2 separate regions of the Homo sapiens genome follow, and region 1 is linked to region 2. Evidence: chromatin loops called from intact Hi-C (ENCODE). Cell type or tissue: heart right ventricle. All regions are shown on one strand. Each heading gives the region's core, and the rest is flanking DNA. Links, peaks and the distances in the headings are about the cores only. Region 1 overlaps PKNOX1 (PBX/knotted 1 homeobox 1). Region 2 holds the start of ERVH48-1 (endogenous retrovirus group 48 member 1, envelope).

What was found. Hi-C counts contacts between places; a loop is a spot of excess contacts. Peaks named below come from ENCODE experiments on the same cell type or tissue, not always from the same donor. Only the 100,000 strongest peaks of a DNase experiment are listed, where the experiment ranks them.
Region 1: it touches region 2 in a loop (2.6-fold over the local background); 5 of 110 quality-filtered maps call a loop at or near these places.

The regions. Positions count from the first base shown.
Region 1 is chr21:43,000,543-43,008,650 of GRCh38, reverse strand. PKNOX1 (PBX/knotted 1 homeobox 1) reads right to left here. Exons shown (of 11, transcript NM_004571.5): 2 at 4,219-4,325; 3 at 1,033-1,160. The coding sequence starts at 4,269. Among named protein-coding and RNA genes, the nearest start is that of PKNOX1, 30 kb to the right of the region's middle. In heart right ventricle, for the core only: no CTCF peak of the experiment used is centred there; no DNase peak of the experiment used is centred there.
Region 2 is chr21:42,919,287-42,927,394 of GRCh38, reverse strand. ERVH48-1 (endogenous retrovirus group 48 member 1, envelope) reads left to right here and starts at 1,765. Exons shown (of 2, transcript NM_001308491.2): 1 at 1,765-2,049; 2 at 8,104-8,108. RefSeq lists enhancers at 587-1,108, 1,109-1,630. In heart right ventricle, for the core only: a CTCF peak has its summit at 3,390; a DNase peak (open chromatin) is centred at 3,304; H3K4me3 peaks cover 537 bases.

The DNA of each region.
Region 1 (8,108 bases), core at 1,770-6,769, 81 kb before region 2:
TGCACCACCACACCCGGCTAATATTTGTATTTTTTGGTAGAGACAGGGTTTCGCCATGTTGGCCAGTCTGGTCTTGAACTCCTGACCTCAGGTAATCCACCTGCCTCGGCCTTCCAAAGTTCTGGGATTACAGGTGTGAGCCACTGCGCCTGGCAGACTTTTAAATACTAAACAAGTCTGACATTCCCAGGAAAAACTTGACTTGGTCGCTACGTATTATTCTTTTTACATATTGCTAGAATTGATTTGTTAATATTTTATTGATGATTTTTACATCTAAGTTCATGAAGGATATTGGCCTGTATTTTCCTTATTTGGTATTGTCTTTGGTCTTAGTGTCAGAGTGATGTCAATTATAAAGTGAGTTGGGAAGCATTCACTCCTCCTCTACTTCCTGAAAGAGACTATGCAGACTTGCTGCTCTCTTCTTCTTTATATGTTGGGTAGAATTCTCAGTAAAATCATCTGTGCCTGAATATTTCTTTTTGCAAGGTTACACAAAATTTATAGATTGATATTCTAAAACTTTTATAGGTATTAGAAATAACATCTTTGTGTGTGTGTGTGTGTGTGTGTGTGTGTGTGTGTGACAGAGTTTTGCTCTCGTTGCCCAGGCTGGAGTGCAGTGGTGCGATATCAGCTCAATGCAACCTCCGCCTCCCCGGTTCAAGTGATTCTCCTGCCTCAGCCTCCCAAGTAGCTGGGATTACAGACATGTGCCACCATGTCTGGCTAATTTTTGTATTTTTAGTAGAGATGGAGTTTCACCATGTTGGCCAGGCTGGTCTCAAACTCTTAACCTCAAGTGATCCGCCCGCCTCAGCCTCCCAAAGTGCTAGGATTACAGGCATGAGCCACCACACCTGGCCAGAAATAACATCTTAATCTGAGAAAATTTTCAGCCGAGCAGTTATCACATCATAATGGCACCTCACAACTCTGCCTCGCTACTAGTTCTGGTGTTCCTTTTAACAAACTTGTGGACACTCCTCACTCCTCTGAGGCCCCCACAGCCGGCACCCCGGGCACTACCTATAAATGGCCTGCTTGTCCACATCCATCGGGGTCTGAGACTCCACAGGGGGAGGGCTCACTCCTTCTGCATCGGGTTCAGAGCAGTTTGGATCTTGTTCTGTCTTTAACTCTGTTACTACTTGCATCTGTAAAAGGAGGAAGATAATTCTTATTAGCAAACACAAACTACTACGAGGTATTCCATGCTCCAACAGGAATGCAGTTGGAGTGGGGAATTGCCAGACAGCAGTATGACTGCAATCATATGTAAAGAATGCTACCAACAAAACAGCTTTGAATTTAATGTGCTTTAAAATAAAGGTAAAATTTCCAAACTGCTTAAGAACTGAGATAACCAATGTCTGTGAAATGCTCATGATTTTAAAATAACACTGGCGATGGCCTAATGAAGAGAACGGCACACGTGCAATCTACTCCTCCGTCTATTGCTATATCTCCTCACGTGTAGCAATACTACAGTCAGAGAAGCATAGACAAATAGTCCAAGGTCTTCTTACCATGTCACAGACACAACCTAACCCATACGCTACATATTTGGGACAAGGTTGAACTTCTCCCATATCTACCCTCAAACCTCAGCAATACATAGCCATAAAAATGTCACTGCATTCAGAAAGGAAAAGGCCAGCTGTGTTTACTTAAAGCCTTAAAAGATACTATCATTTAAACTGCTTTAAACAAGCAATGCCTTTGTCATTTAGGTAAAAAACATTTAAATCGTTAAAAAAAATCAGTTTACAAAAACAAAATTTCGTGAAAGTAAACTTCTAGTTATCCATGAGCAGCAGATTAGACTGTCCTGACCTCAGCTTCCTCAGGACCAGGACGGGCCATTTCTCCCGCGGTGGATTTGGCCATGCTTCTGCCCCTTGAGGAAGCAGCTTGGGGCAGCGGGGGCGGGGAGACCTCATGGGAGCGGGGCCATCCCCACTGTCCAGACAGACTGGGGGCCAGCCATGAACGCCCACCCGCACAGGACGCCTCTCACATCCTCCAGCCCTGTGCTCTCTTCCCTCCAATGTCTTGTTTTTGCAATAAGATGACTTCTATTCTGCTGCCTTTAAATGGTACAACATATTAGGAAAACTGTTTATGTTTCTCTTAAAAAAAAAAAATAAAAGCAATAAAGCCTAAGTGGACACAGTATTTGTGTAAGGCAATCTGCCAGCATGTATAAAAAGCCTTAAAAAGGCCAGGCACAGTGGCTTATGCCTGTGATCCCAGCACTTTGGGAGGCCAAGGTGGGCGGATCACCTGAGGTCAGGGGTTCAAGATCAGCCTGGCCAACATGGTGAAACCCTGTCTCTACTAAAAATACAAAAAAATTAGCTGGGCGTGGTGGCACACACCTGTAATCCCAGGTACTCAGGAGGCTGAGACAGGAGAATTGCTTGAACCTGGGAGACGGAGGTTGCAGTGAGCTGAGATCACACCACTGCACTCCAGCCGGGGCAACAGAGCAAGACTCTGTCTCAAAATAAATAAATAAGTAAATAAATAAATAATAAAAAATAAGAAGCCTTAAAAGATTCATTTCAGTATTTGAAAAAAAAATGATTGTGAAAAGAGAGAAACCTAAATGTTCAACCTTGGAAAAATGGCAAAATAATTATGATAGGTCTACGCTGTAGATATATTTCAATGTTTATTTAAAATAATGCTGATTAAACACTTCCGAGGCCCTTGGAAACACTCGGGTATGAAAAGGGCAGTGCTCCAGGTGTCATCTGCACCTGGCACAGCTGCCTGGGAGGAGGTGGCTGGTAGCAACCAGGCTGTGTTGGAGGTGGTCACCGTGCCTTGGTGCACAGGAGGCAGCAGTGGGGTCGGAGCAAAGACCTGGCAGGCAGGAGGGAGAAGAGTGATGGGAACAGTGAGGACCGGTGCTCCAGGGCAGGCAGAGAGGTGCCCAAGATATGCCAGGCAGAGATGTTGGGGGCGTCCTGGGGTCCAGAGGGGCCAGACGATTCGGGCCACAGAGCAGCTCAGTCTTTGCATGAAACCCACAGGAATCCACAGGGAGCCACTGGAGAGCTCAGGCGGGACATTATTAGATTTGCATTTTAGAAAAAAAAAAAAAAGTCAATTGGAAATACCAAAGGACTAAGGACTTCTAGGCTAAGGAAGCAGGCTGACTACATCACAGAATCTCCCTCCTTTAATTGCTATACAGAGAAAAAAAAACACTAACACCACCACCACCAACAACAAAAATCTCTGCCACAGGAACTGAACAAGGACTGGTTGGTAAAACTAACCACCAGGGAAAGGGGGACCCAGCGCCTCAGCTCCTAACCCCTCCTCAGACCTCACCAGCATGGCTCCAGTGAGTTTTCCGGAGCCTGATCCTTGCCACCGAAGTCCTCGAGGTGGGGAGGAGAGCCGAGGGGGGTGTACTGCACTGCCCCTGCCTGCTGGGCAGGAAAGTAAAGGGCAGGGCCAAATCCCTTCACTGGCTCCAGAGTCAGTGGGATGATGAGCCAAATGCCAGTGGGTTCAGAACACCGTGTTTAACAAGATCGCAAGCCAAGAAAGACCACAAGGGCCTCAGCCAAGTCTCGATCCACCTGCTCCTCAATTCATTCAGGTCACAGAACACAAAACACTCAGATACTCAAAAGCACAAAACACCACAGCTTCCAGGAGAACAAAGTCTCATCTATGGTGGGAGGGCAATGGAGAGCTGCCCGTGTATGGCACAACCATCCAAGCACGAGCAAGGTACAAAGATAGAGCACTGGGGCCCCTGCAAATTCATTACTGGGACAGCCCCTCTCATGCCTACAACTGGGGAGACGAGGCTACAAGATTCCCATTCAAAAGCTGATCCAGTTAGACACTCAGAAGAGCCACCAGTCAACATGGGAATCTGTCATCATGAAAATCAACCGGGTTTTCTTTCAAAGTAACAGTGCTAATTAACACTGACATTAAAAAGGTAAATTCCCAAGAAACTGTCATATGACTTAGGGAAGTCAAGATTCCTGGCAATCTTGGTATCAGTTAACGAAATAGTATTATTCTATGGCTTTTTTTCTGAACACGAATGTACAATAAATGCATAATACACTAACACTGAGCATGCAACCTCATGGCAATTGAATTGCAAGTATACAAAGCAATGTTCATGCTTGAGTGCCAGGTTGATTTGTAATTAGAATGCAGAATCAAGTTCAAGCTCACCTGTTGCCCATCTTGATAGCTGTCTATACTTAATGTCTGTGTAGCCATCATGGTTCATCAGAGTTTTATAAGACATCAAATCATCTTGGGTGAAAAGCGAATGGTGTCTGGAGAACAAAACCAGAAAAGCATCAGTTAATAGTTGTAGAGCATTTTTTGTCTCCCTCATTCCATAACATCAAATTTTTTTTTTTTGAGACCGAGTTTCACTCTTGTTGCCCAGGCTGGAGTGCAATGGCGCGATCTCGGCTCACCTCAACCTCCGCCTCCCAGGTTCAAGTGTTTCTCCTGCCTCAGCCTCCCTAGTAGCTGGGATTACAGTCATGTGCCACCATGCCTGGATAATTTTGTGTTTTTAGTAGAGACGGGGTTTCTCCATGTTGGTCAGGCTGGTCTCGAACTCCCGACCTCAGGAGATCCACCCGCCTCGGCCTCCCAAAGTGCTGGGATTACAGGCATGAGCCACCACACCCAGCCCATGACATCCAATTTTTAAAAATACATATTTTTACATGTAGAGAACAAAAAAATTATCCTTAACAGTATGTTATGACCCAAATCCTACTTAGCAACCCTTCACTTACATAGCAATCACTTATTTTCCTGTGCTAGGCCCTGACTTGCTATTACATTTTCAGTCACTGTCATTCATTGCCCAGCTAATATCAAGTCAATGCCTGCCCATGCCAGGCAGCATGCTGGGCCTGGGGTGCGGCAGTGAGCAGGACAGGCAGGGCCTCTGCCTTCCTGACACAAACCAGGCAAGGGAGAGACACAATACACAGGGTCAAGAATGGGCACAGGGTGAAGTGAGAGGGGGCCTGGGCTGCTTTCCCGGGCCGTGTGGTCAGAGCAGGCCTCGCTGGGAAGATGCTGTTACGTCGAGACTGGAGAGACAGGCTGAGATCAGGGAGTTTGGTGTTTCAGAGAGAGGGAACAGCTAACACAGAGGCCTGAGACGGGTGGAAAAGAGGCGCTCAGGGAGACTGAGATGGGCATGCTCATATACACACGCACATAAGACAGGCAAGTGTGGCGCACTTGCTTCATGACAACAGAAAACCGCAAAATGCCACTTCCGCACTGAAGGATGGAGCAGGAACGCAACCAGCACCTGCAGCATGGGTGTGGAAAAACACTGCAGAGTGGGGGAGAGCAGCCGGGCTGGACCACGGCCGGCATGGCCTTGCTGCTGCTGGTGCAGGTCACAGACATTTAGAGTCTGGGCTGCCCTGAGAAGGTCATGTGGAGGTCAAGGGCAGTTGTGCCACTTGTTCTGGACTAGCAAGAACAGCAAAGTTCCCCAAGGAAAGCAGCACTTTAGGAGACAGTGTTAAATGGAAAGAAATCCTGTCCAAGTCTTGCAGGATGCAGAAGGACTACCGTCCTGTCCTGAGCGAGACAGTTCAAAGGAACAAGGAGCCGGGCAGTGGCTCACGCCTGTAATCACAGCACTTTGGGAGGTGCAGGCGGGTGGATCACAAGGTCAGGAGTTTGGGACCAGCCTGGCCAACATAGTGAAACCCTGTCTCTACTAAAAATACAAAAATTAGCCGGGCATGGTGGCATGCGCCTATAGTCCCAGCTACTCAGGAGGCTGAGGCAGCAGAATCGCTTGAACCCAGGAGGCAGAGGTTGCAGTGAGCCAAGATCGTGCCACTGCACTCCAGCCTGGGTGACAGAGCGAGACTCCATCTCCAAAAACAAACAAATGAAAGAAAAAGGAACAAGGAGTCCAGTGAGAACAGCAGCAGCCGTGGCAGCAGCCAGGTCGCCTCTTGAGCACATTGAGCCATCTTAGTGCAATCTGCCCTCACAAAATCCGTGGGAGGCACTGCTGTGATGCCACTTACACCTTAGAAGCCTGAGCAATGTGGCCTCAGCCACCACGATGGCCAGAGGCTGAGCTGGGACTCACCCTCAACAGCGTCATTCTGGAGCCACTAAGGGGGTGCAGTCAAAGGGCACAGGAGGCACAGTCAATGGGGTAAAAGGGAGGGGGCAAAGTTGTGGATACAAGGGAGGGGGCACAGTCAATGAGTACAAGAGAGGAGGTACGGTCAATGGGTACAAGAGTGGGGCCACAGTCAATGGGAGCAGCTTCTGTGGCCTGGGAGGGGAGGGCATGTTGGGACATTTTAAGTTTGAGATGCTTCTCAGACACCCCCATTAAAACTCTGAGCAAGGGAGTCTGGCCTAGAAACGCAGATTTGGCCACCATCAAAGTATAGTTAGTACATGTAGAGGGTAACTGTGTCCTCCAAAAAGACACGTCTAACTGGACACGGCGGTTCATGCCTGTAATCTCAGCACTCTGAGAGCTGATGTGGAAGGACCACTTGAGTTCAGGAGTTCAAGATCAGCCTGGGCAACATAGCAAGACCCTGTGCCTACAATACTAAAAATAAATCTGCCAGGGTGGGTGGCTAAAACTTTATTTTTATTTTTATTTATTTATTTATTTATTTATTTGAGACGGAGTCTTGCTCTGTCACCCAGGCTGGAGTGCAGTGGCGCGATCTCAGCTCACTTGCAAGCTCCATCTCCCAGGTTCACACCATTCTCCTGCCTCAGCCTCCCGAGTAGCTGGGACTACAGGCGCCTGCGACTACGTCCGGCTAATTTTTTGTCTTTTCAGTAGAGACGGGGTTTCACCATGTTAGCCAGGACGGTCTCGATCTCCTGACCTTGTGATCCGCCCGCCTCAGCCTCCCAAAGTGCTGGGATTATAGCCATGAGCCACTGAGCCCGGCCAACTTTATTTTTAGATATTTAATGTGTTTAAAGCCTTAAGACTTTATGAGACCATTCAGGAAGAGAGAGAACAGCCTGTGCTAGAAGACAGTCTGGAGCTCAGGGAGACAGGAGGACACAGCACAGGATGAAGAACTGCCATGGGACAGCAAAAGAACCAGGTGGTGCCCCCAAAGCCTCGTGGAGAAGGAGGACCAAGGATGTGGGAGTGCCAGCCACGGCAAGGACAGCTGAGTGCCAAGGAAGAGGAGGCTGAGTGCCAAGGAAGAGTGGGGCTGAGGGTGCTGCCAATGAGCAGGAGAGCCTGCAGGGAGAAGGCTGTGACTGAGCAATCTCACAGCCCGGGGGAATCCTATCAACACAGGTACACCCTTGCAACACGGCATGGGAGCCACTGGTAACAGAAAAGGCTGGAAACCGCTTTCAACAGCAGCCTGGTATAACGGATAACGGCCACCCATGAAATGGAATATGTGCAATTAAAATATGAGGAAAACACTTCAGGAACTCTTCCCCAAGACAACTGTTCTGCAGAGACCCTACACATCTGCAAACGTGTCACTGAACCTCTCCTAACAGGACTCCGCCTTGACCATAACCTGGCTCTCCTCCAAATCTCTGCTTTCCCTCCAATTTCACTTCCATCTGCTCCCCTGCACCCCAGTGCAGTGGCTCTAATTCAGCGCCATCACCTCACACCTCAATGGTGGTAGGAGGCTCCTACCTGGTTGTATGAGCCTCTAGTCTTCCCTCTTCCAGTCCATTCTCCAAGCTTTCTTTTTTTCTCCCTTTTTTAGAGACAGGTTCTTGTTCTGTCACCTAGGCTGGACTGCAATGTTGCAATCATAGCTCACTGGGGCCCCGACTTCCTGAACTCAAGAGATGCTCCCACCACAGCCCCCTAAACAGCAGGAACTACAGGCCCACACCACCATGCTGGCTTTTTAAATTTTTTGTAGAGATGAAGTCTTGCTATATTGCTCAGGCTGGTCTTGAATTCCTGGGCTCAAGCAATTCTCCTGCCTCAGCCTCCCAAAGTGCTGGATTACAGGTGTGATATGGTTTAGCTGTGTCCCCACCCAAATCTCATCTTGAATTCCCACGTGTTGTGGGAGGGACCCAGTGGGAGGTAATTG
Region 2 (8,108 bases), core at 1,443-6,442:
CAGCGAGGCACAGCCGTCCCCAGCTTGTCTATAACCCCAGATTTGTCCCGCCCACAGTATTCCCTAGGTGAAAAGATAGCCCAGAGCGTTCTGTGCTCTGCTAGGCTTGCACAGAGAGACCTGAGCTCGGGACTTCACTCGTGCCCTCCACCCATGCCCAGCGCAATTGTTTAGCCATGTAGTCCCTGAATACCTGCTTCACTCATTACAATCACGTTTCTAAATTTGTGGAATTTGTGATACAAAGAACAAGCCAATAAATCGCTTATGTATTTTAATGTAAATTGTTGGCGAGGAATTTAGCAACTGCCTCTTTTTTCCTTTAAAAATCCACTTGTTGGCCGGGCGCGGTGACTCACGCCTGTAATCCCAGCACTTCGGCAGGAGAGGCGGGCGGATCACGAGGTCAGGAAATTGAGACCCTCCTGGCTAACACAGTGAAACCCCGTCTCTACTAAAAATACAAAAAAATTAGCCGGGCGTGGTGGCGGGTGCCTGTAGTCCCAGCTACTCGGGAGGCTGAGGCAGGAGAATGGCGGGAACCCGGGAGGCGGAGCTTGCAGTGAGCCGAGATCGCGCCACTGCACTCCAGCCTGGGCGACAGAGCGAGACTCCGTCTCAAAAAAAAAAAAAAAAAAAAAAACCAAGAAACAAAAAACAAAAAACCCACTTGTGGGCAGGTGCGGATGGCTCATGCCTATAATTTCAGCTCTTTGGGAGGCCAAGGCAGGCCAGATCATTTGAGGTCATTTGAGGTCATTTGAGGTCAGGAGTTTGAGACCAGCCTGGCCAACATGGCTAAACCCCATCTCTACCAAAAAAAAAAAAAAAAAAAAAAAAAAAAAAATTAGCTGGGCGTGATGGCGTGCACATGTAATCCCAGGTACTCAGGAGGCTGAGGCAGGACAATCGCTTGAACCCGGGAGATGGAGGTTGCACTGAGCCAAGATGGCACCACTGCAGTCCAGCCTGGGCAATAGAGTTAGACTCTGTCTCAGAATTAAAAAAAAAAATCCCACTTGAGGCCAGGCACAATGGCTCACGCCTGTAATCCCAGCGCTTTGGGAGGCCGAGGCAGATGGGTTACTTGAGGCCAGGAGTTTGATGCCATTTTGGGTGCGGATGTGGAAAATCTGAGACAGGTTTTTTTTTTTGAGATGGAGGCTCGCTCTGTCGTCCAGGCTGGAGTGCGGTGGCGCGATCTCCGCTCACTGCAAGCTCTGCCTCCCGGGTTCAGGCCATTCTCCTGGCTCAGCCTCCCAAGTAGCTGGGACTACAGGCGCCTGCAACCATGCCCGGCTAATTTTTTGTATTTTTAGTAGAGACGGGGTTTCACCGTGTTAGCCAGGACGGTCTCGATCTCCTGACCTCGTGATCTGCCCGCCTGGGCCTCCCAAAGTGCTGGGATTACAGGTGTGAGCCACCGTGCCCGGCTGAGACAGGTCTCTTGTTAATTTAGAAAGTTTATTTTGCCAAGGTTGGGCAGGGACCTGTGACACCGCCTCAGGAAGTCCTGATTGAAAGATTCTCCCAGGGGCCTGAAAGCTTGAGGGAATGAGTAACTCCTCCTCCTCAGGCCCAGTCCCAACGCTCAAACTTGCACCAGCAGCAAGATAGCAGAGGCAGGAAAAGAGCTGGCTGGAAGACACATACTCTCTGAAGATCAAGGGGGAGGCCGTCCGCGTACTACATAGCAGTCACGTCAGGCTGGGACAATTCCTGTTTACAGAGAACTATAAAAGCCCTGCCCCCTCCTCACTTGGGGCTGATGCCATTCTAGGCCTCAGTCTGTCTGCATCCAGGTGCTTATTAAAACAGTGTGTTGCTCCACACCGCCTCGTGTTGTCTGTTGGCGCGCTCTCCGGGTTCCAACCAATGCAAGAGCCTTGGGGCTGGCCCTGAAACCTGCGAGGGGCTTCCGTCCACGTCCCCAGTGGACCTACCACCCCTCCATCTGGGAAAGCAGGCCACAGCAGCCGGACAAAGGAAGCTCCTCAGCCTCTAGTCGCCTCTCTGTGCATGCACATCGGTCACTGATCTCGCCTACTGGTAAGTTTCCTGGGAGCCCGGTTAACAGGGAAAAATCCGCACGGCCTCTCTTGGTTTCTCCAGCCCCAAAATCCAACATGGGTCCAAGAAGGCTATGGCATGGCCGGGCGTGGTGGTTCACGCCCGTAATCCCAGCACTTTGGGAGGCCAAGGCCGTTGGATTCACGAGATCAGGAGTTCGAGACCAGCCTGGTCAACATGGTGAAACTCCGTCTCTACTAAAAATACAAAAATTAGCTGGGCACAGTGGCAGGCCCCTGTAATCCCAGCTACTCGGGAGGCTGAGGCAGGAGGATCGCTTGAACCCGGGAGGTGGAGGTTGCAGTGAGCAGAGATCGCGCCACTGCACTCTAGCCTGGGTAACAGAGCAAGACTCTGTCTCAAAAAAAAAAAAAAATGCTAAGGTGTGTGCCAGGCACTCGCTGATCATCTGGTCTTAGGGGGACTCTAAGCCAGTTGATCCCATTCTGGGAATGAAAAAGGCAGCGGTGACAAACGCTCCTTTTATCGTCTCCCTCCGGCTGTCCAGGACGGTCTGCTTTTCCCGTTCTCCTGAGCCTACCCTCCATTATGGAAAATTCCCAGTCTTCCATTCCAAAGGACAGCCCTCTAGGCTGCCTCATGAAAAACCTGCAAACCTTAGACCTCAGGCGAGATATCCCTCTAAGCACCTTGTTCTTTTTTTGCAATTCAGTCTGGCCACAGTACAAATTGGACAGTGGGTCCAAATGGGCCACAAATGGAACATACGACTTTACAATTTTAACTGACTTAAGCAATTATTGCTGACGGCTGGAAAAATGGGGAGAAATTCCTTATATCCAGGCCTTGTTCACACTCAGATTACAACCTGGCCTCTGCTCTTGCTCACCTGTTCAAATCCTCCCCCTCCATTCTCGCCGCCCTGATCGCCGTTCTCCTCCCGACCCTAACTCTTTTTCCTTGTTGGATCCAGCCAACTGCTGTCCACCCCTTCCAGCCCCTGCCTCTTCCTCTCAACCGTCTTCTTTAACCCCCTAAGCCTCCTCTTTGTCTTCCCAGCCAGCACTGCCTCCAAGAGTATCCACTTCTTTTCCTACACCATCCTCTCCTCAGGACAATTCTTGCACTGCCTGTACCCATTCTCCTCCCCCACCGCTCTCTCCTGAGGCCTGTAAACCCACCCCGCCACCTTCCGCTCCTATCTATCCTCTGCTGCCTATTAACTCAACCCTCCTTCCCCCTTCAAACCCTCAGCAGGAACCACTTCCGGCTTTTCTTTCTTTCCCGCCTATACTCATTCAGGCATTGCTTTTGGCCCATGCCCCACCCTTACTTCAGCGTCTGTGCTAGAATGCCCCCTTCGGGAAGTAGCAGGAACTGAAGATCTTATTAGAGTTCATGTTCCCTTCTCCCTCACTGATCGCTCTTGAATTCACAAAAGACTCGGTTTATTTCCAGAATACCCTGCCTCTTATATTAGAGAGTTTCAGTACCTCACCCAGTCTTATGAACTAACTTGGCATGACCTCTACGTTATCCTCTCTTCCACGCTCACCCCAGAAGACTGGGACCGTATCTGGACCCTAGCTCAGGCACATGCTGATACAATTCATCACCAAGCTGCCGCCCAGCCTGCTGGCACAGAGGCAGTCCCCAGCCAGGACCCCCACTGGGATTATCAAGATGGGGCCTTTGGATGCTGCCATCGAGACCACATGATTGTGTGTCTCCTTGCAGGACTCAAAAAGTGTGCCCATAAAGCGGTAAACTATGAAAAACTTTTAGAAATCACCCAAGGTCCTGACGAAAACCCAGCCCTTTTTCCTCTCTTGTTTAATGGAAGCCATGAGAAAATATACCAACCTAGACCCAGCCAGCCCAGAAGGAACCACTATCTTAAGCCTTCGGTTCATCTCCCAACCCATCCCTGATATCCAGCTCAAGCTTCAGAAGCTTGACGATGGCCCTCAAACCCCACAACGAGACCTTCTCAATTTAGCCCTCAAAGCCTTTAATAATTGTGATGAAGAAAGTGAAAGGCAAAAACAGGCAGAGTTTCGAATGCTTGCCTCCGCCATCGGGAGGCCCTGCAGGCCCACGGGGCCGCAGCTCCACACGGGAGCCTCCTAGCAAGCCACCTGCACCTGGCGTCTGTTTCAAGTGTGGCAATGAAGGCCACCGGTCCAGGCAATGCCCAAACCCAGGTAAGCCCCCCAGGCCGTGCCCCCTCTGCAGAGGACCCCACTGGAAGTCGGACTGTGAGCGGCCCCTGCAAGGACCGCCTCCATCCCTTCCTGAGCCGGCCAAAACCTACTCGATCTCATCGGCCTTGCCGCTGAAGACTGACAGTGCCCTGGAACGGACACCCCGGCAACTACCATTGCCTCATCTGAGCCAAGGGTAACCCTGATAATGGCAGGTAGGCCAGTATGTTTTTAAAATTAATATCAAGTCAACCTACTCTGCTTTACCTAATTTTTCAGGACTCACCGAGTCCTCCCAGGTCTCTGTTGTGGGAATTGATGGACAACTGATGGTCTCCAAATCCCGAGCCCCCCTCCACCCTTCTGCTCCCTTCATGCCTTTTCCTTCACTCACTTTTTTTTTTTTTTTTTTTTTTTTTTGAGACGGAGTCTGGCTCTGTCTCCCAGGCTGGAGTGCAGTGGCGCAATCTCCGCTCACTGCAAGCTCCGCCTCCCGGGTTCACGCCATTCTCCTGCCTCAGCCTCCCGAGTAGCTGGGACTACAGGCGCCCGCCACTATGCCGAGCTAAATTTTTGTATTTTTAGTAGAGACGGGGTTTCACCGTGTTATCCAGGATGGTCTCGATCTCCTGACCTCATGATCCACCCACCTCGGCCTCCCAAAGTGCTGGGATTACAGGCTTGAGCCACCGCGCCCGGCCTTCCTTCACTCACTCTTAGTCCTGCCCTCATGCCCAACTCCACTCCTAGGCAGAGCCATGCTTTCAAAACTCCACACCACTCTCCACTCCCACGTTCCCCTAGTACCCAACGCATCCACCCAGACCCCTCCAGGGCTTCTAACTTTCTTCTACTCCTGCAACCTCCCACCCTAAAACATGCAACCTTTCCTTATCCCCCATCCATGGTTAACCCCGCTGTTTTGAGATACTTCCACACCCTCAGTTGCAAAACACCACACCCCCTTCTGCATTACCCTTAAAATCCCCACCCAGTTCCTATCACAGAAGCAGTATCCAATCCCCTAAGCAGCTCTTGTAGGCCTATAGCTTATCATTTCTCGCCTCCTCGCCAGTCACCTCCTCCGCCCAACAAACTCCCTTTTAAACACACCAATTCTACCTGTTAAAAAGCCAGATGGAACTTACCACTTAGTCCAGGACTTCAGGCTCATTAACCAAACTGTACTCCCAGTATGTCCAGTAGTCCCTAACCCATACACTTTACTTTCCAAAATTCCCTCCAATACCACCCATTTTTCTGTCCTAGACCTAAAGGATGCTTTTTTCCACAGTTCATTTGCACCCTGATTCTCAAGACCTCTTTGTTGTTATGTGGGAAGACCCCAACACCCACCTTTCACATCAGCTCACTGGTGCCTACTACCTCAAGGTTTTAGAGACAGCACCCGCCTTTCACATCAGCTCACTGGTGCCTACTACCTCAAGGTTTTAGAGACAGCACCCACCTTTTTGGACAGGCCCTTGATCATGACCTCTGTACCTTATCCCTAAAACCGTCCACTCTCCTTGATGATCTGCTCCTGGGTAGCCCCTCTCAAAAAGACTGCAATGCCCATACTATCTCTCTTTTAAACTTCTGGCAGAGTGGGGGTATCAGGTATCCCCTAAAAAAGCGCAAACATGCACCCCCTCAGTCATCTATCTAGGCCTAGCTCTTACCCCATGAACCCAAGGGCTCATAACAGACCACATATCCCTCTTCCAGTCCCTCCCGCCTCCGCAAACTAAGCAAGAAATTCTCTCTTTTCTAGGACTAGCGGGATATTTCAGGCTCTGGGTTCCCTCCTTCGCTCTACTAGCCAAACTGTTATACCAAGCTGCTAAAGGCCCTCTCCATGAGCCTTTAAACCCTGCACAGCCTATTACCCAACCTTTCTGCCTACTCCAGAAGTCTGTCACCCCAGTCCCCATCCTCACCCTCCCAGACCTCACCAAACCTTTCTCCCTCTATCCTGACGAACGGCATGGAGTCGCACTACGTGTTCTAACCCAGTCTAAGGGACCCGCCCTCCAGGTTGTTGCCTACCTCTCTAAACAGCTCGAAACCACAGTTCTCGGATGGGCTGCTTGCTTCCAAGCACTGGTGGCAGCTGCTGTCCTCACCCTTGAAAGCCTAAAACTATCTCTTGATGCCAACCTAACAGTTTAGTCAGCCCATAGCATCAAAGACATGCTAGCTCACCGCAGCGTACTAAGTCTCATCTCTGCCCCACGGCTCCTCCAACTGTATGCTTTATTCATAGAAACCCCCCAAATCACCGTGCTAACCAGCTCCTGTCTAAACCCGGCCACACTCTTACCTGAAGCCACTACCTCCCAAGACCCTGCACACTTCTGTGTGGACACTGTTCAAACTTTTCTTACCTTTTCCACACCTAACAGACCAACCCCTTCCAGATGCCTCCTTTACTTGGTTTGTAGATGGCAGCTCCTTCCTACATCAAGGATGCCAACATGCTGGCTATGCTATAGTGTCACCCACCCACACTATTGAAGCTAATCTGGTCCCCCTAGGAACCACCTCCCAAAAGGCTGAACTCATCGTCCTCACTTGAGCTCTCACTCGAGCAGCTGGACATGTATTCAGATTCTCATTATGTGTTCCACGTAGTGCACTCACACTTGTCCATCTGGAAAGAAGGGGGTTTCCTAACTGCAAACAACACCCCTGTCATGAATGCTCTCATCAGCAAGCTCCTTCAGGTTGCCAGGCTCCCGCAGAAACTTGCCATCATTCACTGCAGGGGCCACCAAACCCCAGACAATCCTATATTGGCCAGAAATGCTTTAGCAGATAGAGTAGCCAAACAAATGGCCCTACAACCCGTGCAAGGCCAGTTTCTTTCCCTGTCCTCGTTCTCTCCTCTTTACTCCCCAGAAGAAAAGGAGGACTGCCAAGCCCAAAACCTTCAAAAACAAGGACCACGGTATGTCAAGGAAGTGCGCTTCGCTGTCCTCACTCTCAAACAATCCCTGTCCTCCAAAGCCTCCACAACTCTTTCCATGTCGGGTACAAACCTGTCCTGCAACGTCTCTGCCCTATCCTCATTTGTCCTCGTCGGGTACAAACCTGTCCTGCAACGTCTCTGCCCTATCCTCATTTGTCCTCATCTTTCCAGCCGTGTTCGAGAGGTCACCCAGTCCTGCTCTATCTGCCACTCAATGTCACCCCAGGGTTCCCTCTGGCCACTGCCTTTTCCTACCCACCAAGCCCAGGGCAAGGTACCCGGGCAGGATTGGTAGGTAGACTTATTCACATGCTGCCCCATAAATGGCTCCACTATCTTCTAGTCTTTGTCTGTACTTTCTCCAGGTGGGTAGAAGCATTCCCAACAACTTCAGAAGGTGCAAATATCATCACACAAACTCTCAACATGCATATAATTCCCTGTTTCAGACTCCCAACATCCATCCGGTCCGATAACGGGCCTGCCTTTATCAGCCAAATCACCCAAGGCGCCTCTACATCCTTGGGAATAAAATGGGTTCTCCACACACCCTACCGGCCTCAATCTTCAGGCTAAGTTGAAAAGGTCAACTCTGTCCTTAAAGCCCAACTCACCAAGCTCACTCTAGAAATCTGCCAGTCGTGTACGAGAAGTCTCCCTTTCGCCCTCATGAGACTCTGGCAACACCAAAGGCAGCCTTTTTTTATAGTCCCTTTGAGATCATGTATGGCCGAACTTTTGTCTTAGAGCCTCCACCCTTAACAGACTCTGAGCCACTCAGGAATTACCTCCCCTCCTTAATCCAGACACGGTCTTTCACTCGTGAAGCAGTGAGTGAGGCCATGCCTCTCCCTGCCGACACCTCCTTATCCTCTCAACATCATAACTGTCTTGCAGGCACA